Linked DNA regions of Homo sapiens: region 1 is linked to region 2. Evidence: read pairs that join two places in POLR2A ChIA-PET (ENCODE). Cell type or tissue: endothelial cell of umbilical vein. All regions are shown on one strand.

What was found. Peaks named below come from ENCODE experiments on the same cell type or tissue, not always from the same donor. Only the 100,000 strongest peaks of a DNase experiment are listed, where the experiment ranks them.
Region 1: POLR2A ChIA-PET joins it to region 2 with 7 read pairs; 1 of 35 experiments calls an interaction of 5 or more read pairs at or near these places.

Annotation. Positions count from the first base shown.
Region 1 is chr20:44,992,494-44,994,993 of GRCh38, reverse strand. The region is part of intron 5 of STK4 (serine/threonine kinase 4); the gene reads right to left. Among named protein-coding and RNA genes, the nearest start is that of STK4, 27 kb to the right of the region's middle. In endothelial cell of umbilical vein, no CTCF peak of the experiment used is centred here; a DNase peak (open chromatin) is centred at 1,453; H3K27ac peaks cover 1,620 bases.
Region 2 is chr20:45,907,782-45,910,281 of GRCh38, reverse strand. It overlaps PLTP (phospholipid transfer protein), which reads left to right. Exons shown (of 16, transcript NM_006227.4): 4 at 212-340; 5 at 611-766; 6 at 2,378-2,441. Among named protein-coding and RNA genes, the nearest start is that of PLTP, 3.1 kb to the left of the region's middle. In endothelial cell of umbilical vein, no CTCF peak of the experiment used is centred here; no DNase peak of the experiment used is centred here.

The DNA of each region.
Region 1 (2,500 bases), 920 kb after region 2:
ACTACTGAGAAAAAGAGGCTTTTCCAACAATAAAAAAATGCCTTGTACTTGAAATACATATAAAAACCATACTCTGAGCATGATCAAGCAGGCATAGAAGAAATTCAAATGACAAAGAAACACAAAAAGATTCTCAATCAATTATTAAAACAAAAACTAAAATGACTGACAAAAAATTTTAAATTAATAATTAATGCTGATAATAGCATAGAAAATCAGGCACCGAAATAAAATGTTACTGTAGTATAAATTGGTACATTTTAGTACATAAGTTGGCAATATTTATTCAACTTTTAAATATTCATATCCTTTGATCCAAATCTATTTCTTGAAATCTATCTTATGTTCAAGTATCTCAAACGATATGCACAAAGACTGTAGAAATGTCTGTAATGGGGGAGATGAGGAGGAAAAGGAAACAACTCAAATGATCATCAAAAGATAGTAAGTTAAATATAATAAATAACCATATACTGAAACACCATATTAAAAAGAAAAAAAAAAGAAGATATATACCTTTTCCTAGCATGAAAAAAATGCACAACATACATTACAAAGCAAAAAAAAGTTGTACAATTATATATAATATAGCCCTGTTTTTGTAAAAGGAAAATATATATAATAATGATGATCATAACAATAATAAAACAATAACCAATAATATGAAACACTGTTATATCATAGCACAAAAAATCTGGAGTAATACACACCAAACCATTAATTATATCTAGTAGGCAGAATCACTAAAGATTTTTACTGTCTATCCTGTATACATCTGTAACATTCTGAAGGTTTATATGAGCATACATGTGCAATAAAAAAATTTTAAACTTGATATATAAAAAATAATATACAAAATATCTTAGTTTATGGGCTAAAGAAGAATATGTGGATACAGTACACATTACAGCAAATAACCACTTGCATACTTTCTCAGGATGGCATGGCCCTACTGAAAGAGAACCTCCCTACAGTTCCTATGCTTTAGCAAAAGAAGGATTTTTTTTTTTTTTTTGAGAAAGAGTTTTGATCTTCTGCCCAGGCTGGAGTGAAGAGGCACAATCTTGGCTCACTGCAACCTCCGCCCCTGGGGTTCAAGCGACTCTCCTGACTGAGTCTCCCAAGTAGCTTGGATTACAGGCGCCCACCATCATGCCCGACTAATTTTTGTATTTTTAGTAGAGACAAGGTCTCGCCACATTGGCCAGGCTGGTCTCAAACTCCTGACCTCAGGTGATCCACCTGCCTCGGCCTCCCGAAGTGCTGGGATTACAGGCATGAGCCACAATGCCCAGCAAAAGAAGAATTTTTAAACAGAACTAAATACGAAAAAGGACTTCCGATCATCATCACTGATATTCCTTCTGAAATGCCTGTGATTTAGGCTATGCCAGTCAGAAGCAAATGACAGGTCATTTAAATCAATCTCATTGTCAGTCCTATGTAAAAAACTAACACAGGAACTAACTTACTGCTTAGTCATTTCCTTAGCTCTGAAACTTCAAATTTGCAAGGGTGTTTTCAAATGGTGATAGTCAAAATTGTTTTCACTGGATTATTTCAATTAGAAATGGTTACTTGGATAGCTAGAAAGTTTTTGAAAATTAATAAGAGCAATGAGTGTACACTAACCCCACTTAGATTTGTATTATAAAGTTATATTAGTACAATAGCATAGCAATAAAAAATATAAAGTCCAGAAGTTCACTATGGCATATGTGTATATGTATGTGTGTGTGTACATATATATCATATATATGTATATATAATAACCTGTTATATATACCACATATACATATGATTTATGATTAAAATGTCATTTAAAATCAGCAAGCAAAGAATAGATTATGAAAAAAAAAAGCACTGGGAATCTAGTCATTTGTAGAACTCTACACTTAAATGCCTACCTTATACTTTCACCAAAATAAGTTCAAATAAGTTGAAATTTTAAACATAAAAAACAAAGCCCAACGAATACTTTAAAGAAGTACATTAGACAGTCAGGCACGGTGGCTCATGCCTATAATCCCAGCACTTTGGGAGGCAGAGGTGGGCAGATTGCCTGAGCTCAGGAGTTCGAAACCAGCCTGGGAAACATAGCGAAATCCCGTCTCTACTAAAAGTACAAAAAATTAGCCGGGTGTGGTAGCAGGTACCTGTAATCCCAGCTACTCGGGAGGCTGAAGCACGAGAATCACTTGAACCTGGGAGGTGAAGGTTACAGTGAGCCAAGATTGCGCTACTGTCCTCTAGCCTAGGTGACAGAGCGAGACTGTCTCAAAAACAAAAAACAAAAAACAAACAAAAAAAAAACAGTACATTAGCCAGGCATGGTGGCACATGCCTGTAGTCCTAGCTACTTGGGAGGCTAAGGTGGGAGGATCACTTGAGCCCAGAAGTTCAAGATTACAGTGAACTATGATCATGCCACTGCACTCCAGCCTGAGCAACAGAGCAGGTGTGCTGGCTTATACCTCTAATCCCAATACTTTGGGAGGCA
Region 2 (2,500 bases):
CCTGGATCAGGAAGACCTCCTCTCTCAGCCACCCAAGTTCAACTTTGAGCCACCCAAGTCTAAGTTGGGCACTTGAGGGACAATGGAAGAATTCATTCCACCCACTCCCGCTTCCCCAGGCCTGGACTTGAAAGGGGAGCAGACAAATTTCCTGTCGTTGGGGGAAGTTCCCTCTTCTTGGCCCTGGATCTGACCCTGAGGCCTCCTGTAGGGTGAAGGTCACAGAGCTGCAACTGACATCTTCCGAGCTCGATTTCCAGCCACAGCAGGAGCTGATGCTTCAAATCACCAATGCCTCCTTGGGGCTGCGCTTCCGGAGACAGCTGCTCTACTGGTTCTTGTAAGGACCCAGCACCCTCAGGGGAGTGGAGAGTGGGTCAGGAGGGCTGGAGGTGCTGTGGGGCTGTGGGCAGCCCCCTTAGCCTTCCTGAGTTTCCGTTTCTTCATCTGTGTAACAGAAACAGGCATATGCATTTCATACGAGTTGATAGGAAGGTTTGGTAGGATGTGTGGAAAGAGGTGAAACCTTATTAAGAGGTATGGTGATGCATGGGGGCACTGAAGACTCAATTGAGCTCCTACCTGGAGTGAATATTAACCCCCCTGGCAGCTATGATGGGGGCTACATCAACGCCTCAGCTGAGGGTGTGTCCATCCGCACTGGTCTGGAGCTCTCCCGGGATCCCGCTGGACGGATGAAAGTGTCCAATGTCTCCTGCCAGGCCTCTGTCTCCAGAATGCACGCGGCCTTCGGGGGAACCTTCAAGTAAGCCCCAGCCCCAACCCCAGCTCACCCTTTTCGAGCCCCACAGCTCATCTGCCTAGCGCAATGCAAAGTGCATAGGCCTGGGAATCAGACCAACTGGGTCCAAAGCTCAGCTCTGTCACTTCCTGGCTGTGTGAACGTGGCCAAGTCACTGAAGCTTGGTGCCTCAATATCCTCATTTTATAAGATCCTATTTTATAAGATCGTTGTCAGGATTATTTGTGTTGGTATATGTAAAAAATATTTAGAACAAGGCTGGCTGTGGTGGCTCATGCCTGAAATCCCAGCAATTTGGGAGGTCTGGGCGGGCGGATCACAAGGTTAACAGATCGAGATCATCCTGGCCAACATGGTGAAACCCCATCTCTACTAAAAATACAAAAATTAGCTGGGCGTGGTGGCACGTGCCTGTAGTCCCAGCTACGTGGGAGGCTGAGGCAGGAGAATCGCTTGAACCCGGGAGGCGGAGGTTGCAGTGAGCTGAGATCGTGCCACTGCACTCCAGCCTGGTGACAGAGCAAGATTCCATCTCAAAAAAAAAAAAAAAAAAAAATTTAGAACAGCACCTGGCATATGATAAATGTATATTTAAGTGCTGGCCACTTAGATAAGAGTAACTGTGAGGACTATCTGATATGCACATTTGGCCATGTACTGGATTCTCAATAATTGGTATCTCTAAATAATAATAACAAAAATAATAATTTTTTTTTTGAGAGGGAGTCTCACTGTGTCACCCAGCCTGGAGTGCAGTGGCGCCATCTCGGTTTACTGCAACCTCCACCTCCTGGGTTCAAACGATTCTCCTGCCTCAGCCTCCCAAGTAGCTGGGACTACAGGCATGCACCACCATGCCCAACTACTTTTTTTGTATTTTTAGTAGAGACAGGGTTTCGCCATATTGGCCACGCTGGTCTCAAACTCCTGATCTCAGGTGGTCTGTCCGCCTCGGCCTACCAAAGTGCTGGGATTACAGGCCTGAGCAACTGTGCCCGGCCTATTTTTTTATTTTTGCTGCTGAGAAGGGGATATTGTTCTTGTTCTGGAAGAGGATGGGGGAGAGAAGATGATGGATTATAACCTGGTGTTGGTACACTGTCAGTATTATTTATTCATCAAACAAAGTGTATGCCAGTCCCTGAGGATGCAGGAAGGAGCTCAGAGCCTATCTGGAGCAAAAAACATTTGATATCAGGGCCTGGAGAGAAGGACTAAGAAAATGCTTTGGGGATTCAGAGGAGGGGAATCTGGGAAGACTGCCTGGAAGAGGAAGCATCTGAGCTCAGATGGGAAAATACAGAGTAGGAATGCAGAGGGCGGAAGGGAGGGCATCAGTAAGCCGATGGATGTGGGGATGCTCAGAGTGGGTTTGAGGCAATGTGGGTGGATTCATTTGACTGATGGGACCAGAGAGTAGGTCAGGAGGTCTTGAGAATTAGACTGGAGAGGGAATTTGGGCCTGGTTCTTGGAAAACCTACGTGGAGGAGCTGTTATTCAGGCTGAAGCTGAGGACTCCTACTGCCACTATTTCCCTAGTCACTGATTTCTCCTGGACCTGGACTGGGGTGGAGGCAGGTTCTGGGCTCATCCGGCCTCTCCTCTCCTCACAGGAAGGTGTATGATTTTCTCTCCACGTTCATCACCTCAGGGATGCGCTTCCTCCTCAACCAGCAGGTGTGGGCAGCGACAGGTCGCAGGGTGGCAAGGGTGGGCATGCTCTCACTTTGAGAAGG